Regions from separate parts of the Homo sapiens genome. Here region 1 is linked to region 2. Evidence: chromatin loops called from intact Hi-C (ENCODE). Cell type or tissue: endothelial cell of umbilical vein. All regions are shown on one strand.

What was found. Hi-C counts contacts between places; a loop is a spot of excess contacts. Peaks named below come from ENCODE experiments on the same cell type or tissue, not always from the same donor. Only the 100,000 strongest peaks of a DNase experiment are listed, where the experiment ranks them.
Region 1: a loop joins it to region 2, with 22 times the contacts of the local background. A loop is called at or near these places in 4 of 110 quality-filtered maps.

What each region holds. Positions count from the first base shown.
Region 1 is chr12:20,794,870-20,802,869 of GRCh38, forward strand. No RefSeq gene overlaps it. Among named protein-coding and RNA genes, the nearest start is that of SLCO1B3, 12 kb to the right of the region's middle. In endothelial cell of umbilical vein, no CTCF peak of the experiment used is centred here; a DNase peak (open chromatin) is centred at 3,892.
Region 2 is chr12:20,461,048-20,469,047 of GRCh38, forward strand. The region is part of intron 1 of PDE3A (phosphodiesterase 3A); the gene reads left to right. Among named protein-coding and RNA genes, the nearest start is that of PDE3A-AS1, 95 kb to the left of the region's middle. In endothelial cell of umbilical vein, a CTCF peak has its summit at 3,085 (motif pointing right); a DNase peak (open chromatin) is centred at 3,064.

The sequences.
Region 1 (8,000 bases), 330 kb after region 2:
TTTTCTCCATTTTCCAGTCACATGATCTGATCTTCATTACTGTATGAGACCTTACTAGAATGGCATTTCATGTTCATACTTCTATCAAAATTTTGTTTATGATTATATGTAGGCTTTCTCTTCAGCTCTCCTCTTTTCTTTTTGAGCCCTCACCATAATTGCTGTTACTGTCCAAATTACTACCAACAGTCACTTCATGGTAATCTCATCTTTTTCTAGTGCCACTTCAAAATTTTCTAGGCTCTACTCTTTACCCAATTCCAAAGCCACTTCCACATTTTTAGGTATTTGTTGCAGCATCACGCCACTCTATGGCAACAAACTATGTACTAAAGTATTCAGGCTGCTATTACAAGATACTGAATACTGAATGGCTTAAACAACAGAAATTTATTTCTCATATTCTGCAGGCTAAGAAGTCCAAGGTGAAGGTGCCAGCTGATTCAATTCCTGGTAAGTGCCCTCTTCTTAGCTTGGAGACAGCTACCTTCTCCCTGAGTTGTTACATGGCCTTTTTGTTGTGATCACTTGGAGAGAGAGAGAGAGAGAGAGAGGAAGAGAGAGAGAGCACTTCCTTTCTCTACTTATAAGGCCACCAGTTCTTTCAGGTAAGGGCACACTCTTATGAGCTCATTTAATCTTAATTATTTTCTAAAGACCCTGTCTCAAATTACAGTCACTTTAGGATGAGGGCTTCAACATATGAATTTGGAGAAATGCAATTCACTACATAGCACCTCCTTCTGAAGAAGGCCCTGAAGAGGATGACCAGAAACATTGGTCTCAATAATAATTTAAAATAATCACAATACAAGGGGCCAGCATTATTTTTTGGTTGATATATCCTTTATGATAAAATTTACCTTTTAAAGGTATACAATTCAGTGGTGTTTTTAATGTATTCACAGAATTGTATACCCATCACCACTAACTCATTTTAGAATATTTTCATCACTCCTAAAACAAACTCAGCGCCTATTAACAGCCATTTCTTTCTCTCCTTCTCCCAGCCCATGGCAACCACAAATCTAATTTTCATCTCTATAAATTTGAGTATTCTGGATTTTCATACAAAAGCTATTATCAAGTATGTGATCTTTTGTGACCAGCATTGTTTTAAATGCTTTAAATAGTTCACTTATTTAATCTTCAAAATAATCATATATATATATATATATATATATTTTTTTTTTTTTTTTTTTTTTTGGAGACAGAGTCTCGCTCTGTCACCCAGGCTGGAGTGCAGTGGCACGATCTCGGCTCACTGCAACCTCCACCTCCCGGATTTAAGCAATTCTCCTCCCTCAACCTCCCGAATAGCTGGGACTACAGGCGCATGCCACCACGCCCAGCTACTTTTTTGTATTTTTAGTAGAGATGGGGTTTCACCGTGTTAGCCAGGATGGTCTCGACCTCCTGACCTCGTGATCTGCCCATCTTGGCCTCCCAAAGTGCTGGGATTACAGGCGTGAGCCACTGCACCCAGCCTCTTATTTCATATTTTATTATTACTATTAAACAGATAGAAAAACTGAGACATGGTTTAGTGAGTTGATCAAGTCACACAGTTCGTAAGTGAAAGACCTGGGATGTAAGCCCAGACCATCTGTATTCAGAGTCTGTGATCTGAACCACAACACAACTTCTTCCTCATCTAAGGAGATTCATCAAATTTTGTCTCCAGGGTGACCAAGAATGGGCAGAAAAGCAACCAGAGTCTCCAGGAAAATAGAATATCTATGGTTGAGTGAACAATATTATTATAATACCCTAGTGTAGAGAAGAATCTCAATCTGAAGTGACAGTGAACAAAACATATTCAATTTCTTGGAAGAAAATGGGCTAAACAGAACTATGGTCAATGGTCTAGATGACTAGGAAAAGTTCCGGAATAAAGCGCTATTAAAAATAAAACTGGATTTTGTTTAAGATAGCAAATATATTAGGTCTCTAAGAAGGAAATAACAAAATGGGATTAAATGTGCATGAGACCATTGGTCAATTATGCTCATGTAGTTAGAGTTGTGTGAGGTACATTCTCAAGGACACCAAGACCAAAAGAAAGCATGGTAACTTAGAATAATAATAATCATAACAAAAGGAAAGAGTTAAGAATACTTTTTAATGGTGGAAATACCAGCTCTTGGTTGGGTAGGTCCCTGGAGCCCACCTTATTGACTTGAATCCTGTACTATAACAACAGTAATCACACACTCTAATCTCATAAGAGTGTGTATAAAATATTCAGGGGGTCTTGATTCAATATTTCACTATTGACAGTCTCTGAAAGAGATAGGAGTGTGGGAGCTAGTGGAGGAAGAGAGATGATTAGGGACAAAGAAGGCAGTTACCATCTGTATTATTTTCCTATTGCTGCTGCTGTAGGAGTATCACAAACTTGGTGGCTTAAAATAACACAAATGTATTGTCTTACCCTTATGGAGGCTGTAAGTCTGAAATCCTTTGTACTGAGCTAAAGTCAAGGTTTTAGCAGGGTTGGTTCCTTCTGGATGATCTGGGAGGAGAATCTGTCTCCTGGTTTTTTTCCAGCTTCTAGTGGCTTCCTGTATTCCTTGACGTGTTCCCTTTCTCCATTTTCAAAGTGCATTGCACAGATTGGAGCTATAACCTGTGGATGTTAAAAAAAAATTGAATGATAAAATAGAAGTCTGTGTGGCCTCTGTATAGCAGATTGGAGCTATAACCTATGGATGTTAACAAAATGTTGAATGATAAAATAGAAGTTTGCCCAACCAGATAATCCAGGATAATCTCCCCATGTTAAGATTCTTAGCTTAATCACATCTGCAAAGTTACTTTTGCCATATAAATTAATATCCACAGGTTCCAGGGATTGGAACATGGGTATTTTTAAGGGTCATTATTCAGCCTACCATACCACCAATCTTCACTGCTCTTCACCTTTCTTTTATATGTTGCCTAATTTTTATTTTTCTTTTTTTAGACAGAGTCTTGCTCTGTCACCGAGGCTGGAGCGCATTGGCACATCTCGGCTCACTGAAACCTCTGCCTTCTGAGTTCAAGAGATTATCCTGCCTCAGCCTCCCTTTCTAGTAGCTGGGACTACAGCCACGCACCACCACACCTGGCTAATTTTTGTATTTTCAGTAGAGATGGGTTTTCACCATATTGGCCAGGCTGGTCTCAAACTCCTGACCTCAAGTGATCTGCCAGCCCCAGCCTCCTAAAGTGCTGTGATTATAAATGTGAGCCACAACACACGGCATAATTTTTAAGGGAATATTCTGATATATCAAATCCTGGGAACAAAGGCCATGCATACTTCTAGTTTGTCATTCAACATTTTATTCACCAAATATTTAATAGGTATGCCCCAGGTATCCAGAATTTTGTTAGCCTTTGAAGCAAACCTCATAGATATATTCTTACCCTCATGGAGCTCACAGGTTATGTCATCCTTTTTACTCAATTAAGTATGTCATCCTGCTCACTACCTTTTCTGCTAGTATGAATTTATCCTTTCTATTCCAGTCTTCTCTTCCTAACTCTAAGACAAATAGGACCAATATTTGGGGAGGACGAGACAATAACAGCATTCATTTTAACAAGGAACCTTTGTAACACAATTTGTTAGCATTAAACACCTACTAAGATGATGATTTAAAGTTTATTTATTAGGCTTATGTCCCCTAACCTGAGTTGCCTGGGAAAATATTGCAATAGCCCAGGCATGAGTTAAATTTGTTTAGGCAACTAATCTCCTTTGAGTAGGGATTAGTGGTTGCATAAATATATCCCCAAGAAACAGCTGATTCCTGATTGCTGAAAAGTGAAAGTTTTATTTGCTGCAAGTGCTAAATGACTTAGCATACTCAGAAGTGCGAACTGCTTAGACTATCCATCTCTATAGATAGGAGTCTGCTTCCACCTACTGGCTGGAGAATCTCACAATTATCAATACTATACAGGTAATTATGTGAATCTTCATATTTGTTTCTGATTTGTAGGCATAATGTCAACTCTTTTCCATGTAAGCCTTCTCCTTTACTCCAAAACCTACCACATCTCTGTATGTATAGCCTCTGGGATCAGTGATAAAACTAGCCAGAATGTTGTGTTATAAAAAATATTAAGAAGCTACAGATATTCAAGGTATCTGAGAGGACATCAGAAGGCTTAACAAAGTTCATAGCACACAGAATACATGGATAGAGGCCTGAGGAAAATGGGCAGGGTGATCCAAGAACGTATGGTCACAACTGGAATTTCACAAGACACTTGATTATCAGGAGTTGAGGACAGGAGTATGCTGTTGTCCAAAGAAAACCTAGGTAATAGTGCCTGGTCTTGGTTATTTCATGTGGAAGCAGATGATTTCCTAATTCTCTAGGAAAGTTGAAATTTCCAGAAAAGAACTATTTTTTTTGCTGCATATTGAGCAAATATCTTAAAACTGAGCATTAATTTGGATTTCTATTAGAGAAAACCAACGTCATGCTGGTGCTATTCAAGGGATACACATGTTCTTGCCATTTGAGTATAACAAAAAGTATTCTGAGTTTGTGCCCTAGAGAAGTAGTAAGAGATGAGTGATGAAAACTCTGTATCATATGAAATATATTAGAGAACTCTATCACTGATTCTAGCATGAATGTGGTCTATAATCAAATAAATGCAAAATAAAACAATAGTAGATTCCATTTTGCAACCAATTTTTCAAGTGCCCTAGAGAAGTAGAAAGAGATGAGTGATGAAAACTCTGTGTCATATGAAATATACTAGAGAACTCTATCACTGGTTCTAGCATGAATGTGGTCTATAATCAAATAAATGCAAAATAAAACAATAGTAGATTCTATTTTGCAACTAATTTTTCAAGATAGAAAAATATATGACTAGTAGATATGAATTAAGAGGTGCCATTTGTATAAAAAACTATTATTGATAAAATCTTTCTGGAATGCAATTTGAAAAGCAAATTTTAAAAAATTGTATGCTCTTTGAATCAGTAATTTTGGTTTTAAGACAGTTTACTGTAGAAGTAATCCCAGATGTATTGAAGTAATTGCATAAAAGATACTCATGATGGTATTGTATATAATTTGAAAAAGACTGTTATAACAGCTACACTGTATTGAATGATCATAATGTTTTTGACATTGTGCTTGGTGACTGACCCTGAAAGGAGGACATGAAGGAGAGAGAAAACAAAAGACAGGAAAGAAATAATATGAGAGAAAGAAATAATAGAGCATTGCCTAGTCCCTCTATTTCCTAACAGCGTAGTGACTTGGTATTTCAGAACTTGAAAAAATGTAGGTGAAAGGTGAAAGACTTAGAAATGGTTTAAGTGAAATTTTGTGGGATCCTCAGGGAAGAAAATGCTCTACCACCTCAGCCATGGTGAAATTGATAGCCGGAAGTTATGCTGTGCTACATGGTAGTCACTAGCTACAAGTGGCTATTTAAATCTAAACTAAATAAAAAATGAAACTAAAAATTGAGTTTCTTGGTCACACTAGACATATTTGAAGTGCTTAATAGCTACATGAAACTAGTTGCTACTGCATTTAAGAATACACTGATATTACATTTTCATCATCTCTGAAAGTGCTATGCCCAGCACTGCTCTAAAGACACAATAGAGACAGCCTTGAGTAGAATTACTATGCCTTGTTGCTCAATGGAAAAATTTTACTCCTCTATTTTACTTCAATCAACCTATCCTGTAGACACTTTTTGGTATTTGTCATCACTCGAAACTACTCCAAAATAATACATTTAGATTTCTGCTTTCCTTCATCTTATTTTCAGTTAATCTTAGTATGCTCTTCCTTCTAATTCATGGGACCTCCAGTCTATTGAGCCCTTCATTCTCTTTCTATTCATTAAGATATTCATATTCAATAAACATATAATGAAGTATGATGATTCTGTAGTAGTTTTTGGTAGATACCCTTTATCACATTAAGAAAGTTTTTTTTTTTTAATTTGGGGTACATGTAATAATTTAATATATTCATTTGATTTGTACAGGTAAAATCAGTATAATTAGAATATGCATCACCTTAAATACTTTTCTTTATGCTAGAATAGTCTCTTCTATTTTGAAATATAAAACAGATTATTGTAGATTATAGTCACTCTACAGATCTATCAAACACAAGGCCTTATTTCTTCTATCAAAGTATACATTTCTACCCATTAACCAACCTCTCTTTATCTCCTACTTCCCCATACACTTCCTAGAAGTTCTTTTCTATTTATAGTATGCAATTGTTTTCATCATGAGTAGTTAAATTTTATCAAATATTCTTTGTACAACTTTTGAGATAATGTAAGTATAAGGTTTTCCCATTATTCTGCTGATACAGTGAATTATATTGATTTTTAAATGTTAATTCTTTCATTCACCATTTTAAAAAGCAAGTGAACAAAAACTTAACCACAAAACTGAAAGAAAGAGTACTTTCTTAATCTGAATGTACAAAACCCTATAGCTAGCATCATACTTCATTATGGAAGACTGAAAACTTTTTCCCTTAAGTTTGGGAACAAGGCAAGGAAGTCTGCTCTCATCACTTCTATTTTGAGATATGGTAGTCTGGAGATGGCACTGGTGGTTCTGGACAGTACAGCAAGTCAAGGAGTAAAACATATCCAAATTACAAAGAAAGAAGGGCAACTCTTTTTATACAACGTGATAATCTACCTTAAAAGTAGATTAAAAGTAGAAATACTTACAGGATCTGATTCCAAGACTTATTATCACGCCACAGTAATGAAAATAGAATAATATTGACATAAAATTGAACATAGTAGTAAATGGAACAGAATAGAGAGTCTGGGACAAGATCAAAACATTTATGTTTAATGGATTTTTACAAAAATACCAAGTCAAGTTTAACAAATGATGCTGAAAAAATTGGATGGCAATAGACAAAATAAAAAACCTTGGCCCTTACCTTATGTCTTCTACCAAAATTAACTCAAAATGGAGCATAAATGTAATAAGTAAAATATAAAACCTCTAAAACAACATGGGAAAATCATATTCACTTTCATTTTGGCAGTGCAAACCCTATCTGAAAACTCTCTTACATAGAATACAAAAGGGAAACTGTAAAGATAAAATTTATAAGTTGGACTTACTCAAAATTTTAAACATTTGCTTTTGAAAATATTTGCAAACATATATTCAACAAACATCTTGTTTGAAGACATATAAAAAACACAGCTCAATAATAAGACAAACATACCGATTAAAACTGGGCAAAACTGGCCAGGTGCGGTGGCTCTCGCCGGTAATCCCAGCACTTTGGGAGGCCAAGGCGGGCAGATCACGAGGTCTGGAGGTCAAGTCCATCCTGGCTAACACAGTGAAACCCTGTCTCTACTAAAAATACAAAAAATTAGCCGGGTGTGGTAGTGGGCACCTGTAGTCTCAGCTACTCGGGAGGCTGAGGTAGGAAAATGGTGTGAACCCGGGAGGTGGAGCTTGCAGTGAGCGGAGATCATGCCACTTCACTCCAGCCTGGGTGAGAGCGAGACTCCATCTCAAAAACAAACTAAAAAAAAAAATACTAATCGGCATTGAAGGGAATAAGTATCATATCTACGACAATATGGTTGAACCTGAAAGTAATTAAGTTGAGTCAAGTAGAAAGGAGTACCTATTGTTTGACGTATCTTAATATAAAATTCTTTAAAATGTAAATTAATCTATAGCGACAAAAGCAGTTCAGTGATAGGGTCTGAGGTGGGCAGTGGTAGGAAGGGACAGAAGAAAACTTCTGGGATGACCATTATCTTCAGTATCTTTGTTTCATGGCTGAATGCATATGTCAAAATTCATTTAATGATATACATTATGTATGTGCATTTTACTGCATATAAATTGTTCTTCCATGAAATTGTTAATTTTTTTCTAAAACTTTATCTGTACTTGCATATCCTTTGGAAAGCCTTCTCATTTCTGTGAGAGAATGCATGTCTCACATTGAAGACCACATGGCTAA
Region 2 (8,000 bases):
ACGAGATATGCTGGTATATAATATTAAGTGTTTTGCTAAATTATTTGCCTTTCATTTCTACTCTAATGTTACTGATTAAGATAAGGGGAGCAGATCTCACCTTGGAGCTAGGATGCTTTCATGTCCCTCCAACCCTCACTGATTATCTTTGTAACAGAGAGCAGGCCTCAGGCTAGGAGTGTTTGTCAGAAAAAAAAAAAAAAAAAAAAGAGGATCTTGTGAGAATTGAAAGAGATAGCATTGTCTTTCCTTGACTTTAGTTTTATGGCCACTTTGTACTTATATAAAGTATTACTGAGTTTCCATTTAAGTAGTGACATAAAGTTTTAAAAAATAAATCCAATTGGAAACAAAATTTTATTTATAGAAGACTAAGTGTACAATATTATGGGTGGCTGGTCCATAACATGGTAGAATCACCAAGGTAATTGCTACATGAATAATTGAAATTTTGGAAGCAGTAATATATATAGCACATTTGCTTCTATCTTTTTCTTCTTTAATTTTACATAAAGATATAAAACAGAACTATAGGCTTATCTAGAAAAATTAGATAAACATAATCATTCATCTACTTCTTTCTCTAGGTAATGTATATTAAGCTTTGGGCCCAACCCAGTAACTAAATGGGATGATGGTGATGACGATTATTATTGATTATTGTTTTCTTAAAAGCCGTGATTCCTATTAAAATACTCTTGTAGCAAATTGTAATGAATTTTTCCCAGTTGGTTTACCAAGTGCGTAAGAATCAGATATCAGTAAAAATGTCAAAGTATACATTTATAATAGCCTATCTTTTCCCCAGAATGGCTTATTATTATCTCTCTGCAGTGTATCAGAATATAAATAGTATTAGAAGGTTTTAAAAATATCAATTAGAATGGGAATGAAAGGAATACTGAAGGAAGGAAAAGAGATGAAGTGACGAAGCACTTCTTTTGGCCACTTTCCTGCTGCATGTCTCACTTTGGGTGCTACTTAGATGTAGATAGAGTTGGCACCACCAAACAGGGTTATTACTAATCTTGGATCTCACATATAACTTTTAATTTTAGGTTGAAAATATGAGAAAAGTGTTCTTCTCATTGACAAGTAATTAGCCCCAGAATTTCCAAATCAATTTTGAATATCAGGAAGATTAAAAATTGAACTACTAGAGGCCAGGCGCGGTGGCTTATGCCTGTAATCCCAGCACTTTGGGAGGCTAAGATGGGCAGATCACTTGAGGTCAGGAGTTCGAGACCAGCCTGGCCAACATGGCAAAACTGTGCCTCTACTAAAAATATGAAAATCAGCTGGGCCTGGTGGCTTGCACCTCTAGTCCCAGCTACTCAGAAGGCTGAGGCAGGAGAATCGCTTGAACCTGGGAGGCAGAGATTTCAGTGAGCTGAGATTGTGCCACTGAACTCCAGCCTGGTCAACGAGCAAGACTTCATCTAAAACAACAACAACAAAAATCGAATTTTTTTTTGGTTGTTTGTGAAGATTAGGGTCAGTAATAGACCCCTTTTAATAATTGTATTTTTCTCCTCAGAGTGGCCGTATAGATAATTCTGATTTGTTTGCTCTATTTTAAATTTTAGTTTGATTTTTTGGATTTTAAAAAATGTTATTTTCAATGTCTGAAGTTTTTTTATTCTTCATTTACTCTAAACATTTACTTCAAGCTTTCATGCAATTTGGTATTCATTTGTTAAAAACGTCTTGTAAAATATCAACATACTTTAAGAAAGTAAAAGCTATACTTTTTTTTTTTATGAGTCAGCATCTCACTCTGTCATCTAGGCTGGGGTGCAGTGCAGGATCATGGCTCACTGTAGCCTTGACCTTCCAGGCTCAAGGGATCCTCCTACTTCGGCCTCCTGAGTATACCACCATGCCAGGCTAATTTTTAATTTTTTTGTAGAGATAGGGTCTCCCTGTGTTGCCTAGGCTGGTCTCAAACTCCTGGCCTCAAACAATCCTCTTGTCTTGGCCCCCGCAAAGTGCTGGGATTACAGGCATGAACCACTGCACCTGGCAAATCTATACTCTTGATTATGCCCATGATAAATTATCTCAGTTATAGGACATCATCTGTGTCAATCTAAAGAGAGGAATAAGAAGAGTAGCTATTGCCACCAATGAGACTTTTTGAGAATAAACATGAAAATAACTTACAGATATTTTTAAGTTCCAGGTATCAAAATTGTTATAGTATGAAAAGCAATAGAGTAGTTGTCAGAAAACTTTCAACTCATCAGTGACAGAGCTGGAGATAAATATGTGCTGTCTGTACATCTCCACTTCTTTATAAAATGAAAATAATTATCTTTTCCTTTGCTACCTCACTGTGTTTTTTGCAATATTAAGTATATAGATAAGTAATTTGTATGTATTTTTAAAACTCAACATAATTATGTTATACTTGTTATTTATTGCTCAAATCTTAATGCTATATACCTAATATCTAAGCATGTTGTGATTTATTCCTAGATGAAGAATCATCTAAGCCTATGGTAAATATATCAAAAGGTATTATTTTGCTTATATCATAGCAAACAATCTCTAGAGCTACAAGGATGTATAGCTGCAAATAGAAAATATATTTTCTGAAAGATTAGTGAATCTGCTCTTGTTGTTTTCATATTTCTTTCAGTAGTCTCTCAATATATTTTTAAATATTACATTTTCTACTTACAAAAGTAGTATGTACCTGCTGAGGAAAATGCAGAAAAACATTAAGAAGGGGACAAAACATACTTAATCCCACTTCCCAGGCTGGGGAACTGTTTATATTTTGGCATAGTTCCTTTGTTTTGTGTCTGTGTGTTTGTGTGTATATGTATTGTATATGCGTGTGTAATTCTTGTTTTAGACTTTTCTATTTTACAAAACGAAGACCATATGGTATAAAGAATGTGGACACCCTTTATAGATGGATTTTCCACTTAATTTATTTCTTTATCTGAAAAGCAGAACCTTTAATATTCATTACCACTTAGTTTAGGTTGTTAATGATAATGTTTACTAATGATACTGTTAGGCTCACAGTTCATTTTATGTTGTAATCATTATTCTGCACTTGCCACTAGATGGCTCTGTTCTCAGAGTGACTATTTTTCCAAAAGAAAAAGTGCCCTGTATCATTGAAATGATGGGAAATGTTATTGCCCTTATTAACATTATATGGAATGCACACAAATATAATTGCATAATAATTCAACAGAGTATGCCTGTGATAATTTAAATGGTATTTCAATAGATCCACAAATTTAATATATCCCCTTCAAAATGAGGGTTATATTTACTTAGAAAGCAATATATTCACTTAACAAGGTTCACTGTCACTTAGTAAATCAATATTGGAATTATTTTTTCAGCTCTCGCTTTTTATATCAATAACTTTGATATTGAGTAAGTTGTTTTTTCCCATTGCTTGGCTAATTGTTATCATAATTATCTTTTCTGTACTTCAGTATGATGACTGTCCTTCTGTAGGCCCAAGAAATATACTCTATATAAGTAAGATTTTCTTCTGGATGGCTATTACGGTAAGATGTTTTACCGTGAGCTGAATCATGATTACTCTCAAAGCCAATCTGGTTTCAGGTGGGTCCTAAGCCCATGCTAATTTCTATGGCCAGGATTGTACACTATGCAAATTTTCATTTTCCTTGAAGAGTGAGTGCAGGACTATAAATTGCTGACGTGGGATTGAATAAAATGAGACACATGGATACAGACATTAGTTTCTCATGTGCAAAGAAGTTGTGGTCTTTGTTTATACAGGGCTTTCTAGACATACCCAGCTATTTACCATCCAATCATATTTTATAGAGAGAAAAACAGATATTTTAGGATAAACATTCTCACCACATGATGAACTGATAACATGGCACACTCTATTTATACCCCTAGCAAATCTCAGTATTATGAATTAAGAAGCAGTTACATATGAGAATATGAAATTCTAAAAATGAAATTAGAAGTTTAGCCGTTGTGCATAACTCCTGTGTTTTAAGGTTCATCATACCCCATTTTTATTTTCAATTTTTAAAAAATATTTAGTTACATATAGTTCATTAAATTCCAGGTCTAAGTTCATCAAATCTTCCTTTCTGAGGATAAAAGTCGATGAAGTTGGAGGTTGCTTAACAATTTCTTCTCTTTAATAGCATGTCATAGTTTTCATTTTTGCAGAATATGTATTCCAAGAATAGAGTAGCCCTTATATTGGTTCATATTACGTTGTTGGATTACACACGCTCATTCACAGCTCTGATGGTAAAATTTTCTACCAACTCCCCAAGCTAAGTACTTACGTGTGTTAGAATGTTAATTCTCTAGGTAATTTTTAAAAATTTATTTATTTTATTTTATTTATTTGTTTATTTTTTTGAGACAGTCTCACTCTGTCACCCAGGCTGGAGTGCTGTGGCACGATCTTGGCTCACTGCAACCTTTGCCTGCCAGGTTCAAGCAATTCTCCTGCCTCAGCCTCCCGAGTAGCGGGACTACAGGTGCGCGCCACTGTGCCTGGCTAATTTCTTGTGTGTTTAGTAGAGATGGGGTTTCACCATGCTGGCCAGGCTGATCTGGAACTCCTGACCCCGTAATCTGCCCGCCTCAGCCTCCCAAAGTACTGGGATTACAGGCAGGAGCCACCGTGCCCAGCCAGTACTTTTATTTTAAAAATTTAAAATGGTAGCATGTCCTAAATAAAATAGGAAATATAAAAGTTGAAAGTCCTGGAGATGGATGAAATAGGGAAAGAAGGTAGGACAAACAGTTCCTACTTCTTAGAACTTGAGAGACTATATCTAAAAGAATATTCCAGAACAGGGAAGTGTTATAAATAATACCAACTTGTGCCAAAAAATATTACTCATCTTAGATCTCCCTTTTGGGGATTTTGGATCAATAAGAAACCACGTTTCAATGGAAGTGGTGCAGAGCCCGTTGCCTAGTGTGAAGAGCCAATGAACTAAGTCAGCAGGTTAAAACCTGACCCCCTGGCCCATTTATTTTTCTGTCTTTGCACTCTTGAAAAGCATGTTCCCTAGAGATCTATCCAAATAGTCACTGGAGTCCTGAGGCCCCACCCTTTGTCCAGTACACTGAACCGTGTTATGCAACATGGAAATTGTTCCCATTCCAATGCCTGACAGCCAGACTCTTGGAAGACAAGCAAAGAAACAGGATGCTTCTACGGAGCACAAACACTTAGCACTGACAGCTACAATCTGTGAATGAAACTATTTTTTATATGAGCAAATAATTTTTTAAAAATCCAAATATTATGAAGCATATAAACAAAGGTTCTAATAATTAAGAGTTCTTGCTGAATGCAAAGCAACAATTCTCCTGTGTTTCAAGGAGGAGAGGAAGAAGTGAATGAGATACACAGATGCCATTCAGTAGACCATCTAACAGGGTGCGCTGAGTTGTATTTAAGTGATTATAATGTGATATAATGAGTGGTCATGAGTAATACTTCGAATGTGAATGCTTTTTAAAATTTTCAGTGTACTTTTAAAGAAATTATTTAAAAGTTAAATTATGACTAGTGTATTATTTTTAAGTGTCTCATATAAAAGGCAATTTTGTCTCTGTGTGTTTCTGGCTCTGTTTTTCAGTAGTTGCTGTTCTAGAGAAATCTAATGTGAATATAAAAATCACTTAATCTATTAATAAGTATGACTATATAATTGTGGCTTTGTGTGTGATAGACGAAGTTTGAATTTTAGGATAAGTGTTTTCTTTTCTTTCTTCTTAGCCATCACCGCCTGTCCCAGTTACTAAAGGTACCTCTCTTTTCCTCTCATCAATTTTTTGTTTGAAAGATAAATGAGATCTTCAGTGTGTGCTTAAGTCATTTTATAGTTATGAGTGCAAAAAATAAATTGCCATTTGAACTCCAGAGTTGAATTCAAATTTTTCAGAAATAAGCACATATTTTATTTGTTTTTTGAGACTTCTTTGTTTTTCTCATTGTTGGGTGGGTAGCCTTTTTTATATATGCCTTCCAAAGCTTCTTTCCTGATTGTTGAATTACTTATATGTTAGTTTAATAGGTACATTAATTTTTTCTATCTAATTGGGAGTGAAAGAAGACTGCTGTTAAACATGAGTTCTTAGTTATTGGTTGTTTTCATCTTTTAAAATTTTCTGATTTGAGGAGAGGCAGATAGACTTGGTTAAAATGATGGATTATAAATATGTGAAATGTCTGAATGAGATCCTTTAACAAAGAAAATAAAAGGAATGATGATGCTTTTTTTTTGTTTGTATATCTAGGAATCTTTATTTCTGAAATGATTTATATTAATAAAGATAGTGTAGGAATGACTTTCTATATTCCTGCCTAGTATTCTTTCTGTTAATTTATACTCTAGATGTTGTCACAGGAAATGACTTATAAAAATGTATTTATTATGCTTGCTTATATAAAGGAGGATTTTTAAAGTCTTTATTTTATTCTTGTATGTGATACACTATTAAAAACATTGAAATATACATCTGCCGTTATCTTTTACTAGATTTTGAACTTCTTCCACATTTTAAAGATATCTACTTTATTCTGAATATTTGAAGTATTTAGACAGTAAAGAGTTGGTCAATGGGCCGGGCACGGTGGCTCCTGCCTGTAATCCCAGCATTTTGGGAGGCCAAGGTGGGTGGATCACGAGGTCAAGAGATTGAGACCATCCTGGCTAACATGGTGAAACCCCATCTCTACTAAAAATACAAAAAGTAGCTGGGCATGGTGGCACGCGCCTATAATCCCAGCTACTCAGGAGGCTGAGGCAGAAGAATCACTTGAACCCGGGAGGCGGAGGTTGCAGTGAGCTGAGATTGGGCCACTGCACTCCAGCCTGGCGACAGAGCGAGACTCCTTCTCAAAAAAAAAAAAAAAAAAAAAAAAAAAAAAAAAAAAAAAAAAAAAAAGAGTTGCTTAATGGATGAGAACGTTTCTTGAAACACTTATAAAATTAATAGCACATTTTCTTTTTGTAGCCAGCTTTGTGATTTTGTCCCATATGTTTAAACAAATTAAATAGCATTGTTTAGGTTTTAAAATAGCAACATTGTTCTATTAGGATTGATTTTGATACATAAATTCATTATGACATTTATTTTTCCATTTGCAATTGATTTCTGAGTCTTCCCTTTCATACCCTGAGCTGTCTCAGAATCATGCTTTCTTTCTTTTTAATAACATTTTGCATGTTATACATTTTACATTTGTATGTGTTGCTTCTTATCATTAGTCTTTTGTCTTAAAATTAGAATGGCCAATGATTATGGTCTGTACTTGCCTGTGATCTTGAGCAAGTTATTTAACCTCTCTGAATCTCATTCTGTAATCTGTGAAATTGGCCCAATAATGAGGGATCTATAAGACTGATTGTAAACATTAAATTAAATGATAAGGATACATGTCTGGCATGGCATTAGAAATGTAGTAAATTCTTGCTAATCATGGTTATATAAACATGCCAGAGATGATTCAAATTACACTGACAGCAAGGGCTGCCTGGTCTTTCAGGTTACACTGTGCTTCCCCTTCTATACACAGCTTCCCTGTAGCTCCCCTCTATACGCAGCTCCAAGCATGCCAGACCTAAGATAATTATTTCACTGTGGTTATTGTGACTTTTAACCTAACTTCTGTTGAGAGAAATTAAAAACAAGTCCTTAAGAATTGTTTGTTCACTGGATGTTAGTAGTGGGTTGGCAAGCACTGTAATTGGGTTTTGTAGGACTTCTCTACACAAAGGGTGGAAGAGCCACTAAGCATCCTCTCAAAGTTTCAAATATATTTTCTGGCAGGAGTTATTTTGTTAAATAATTCTAGAGGAGAGTTTACTAAGTAGCTTATTTTGCAAACTGTGAGGCTGCCACTCAGTCACTAAGTGTATCATTAATGTGGTCTAATTATCTGAGCCCTCACAATTCCACACTGCACTGGAGGAGAAGTCCAAAGCCTTGAAGCTCACTGCCTCTTCTCTCAT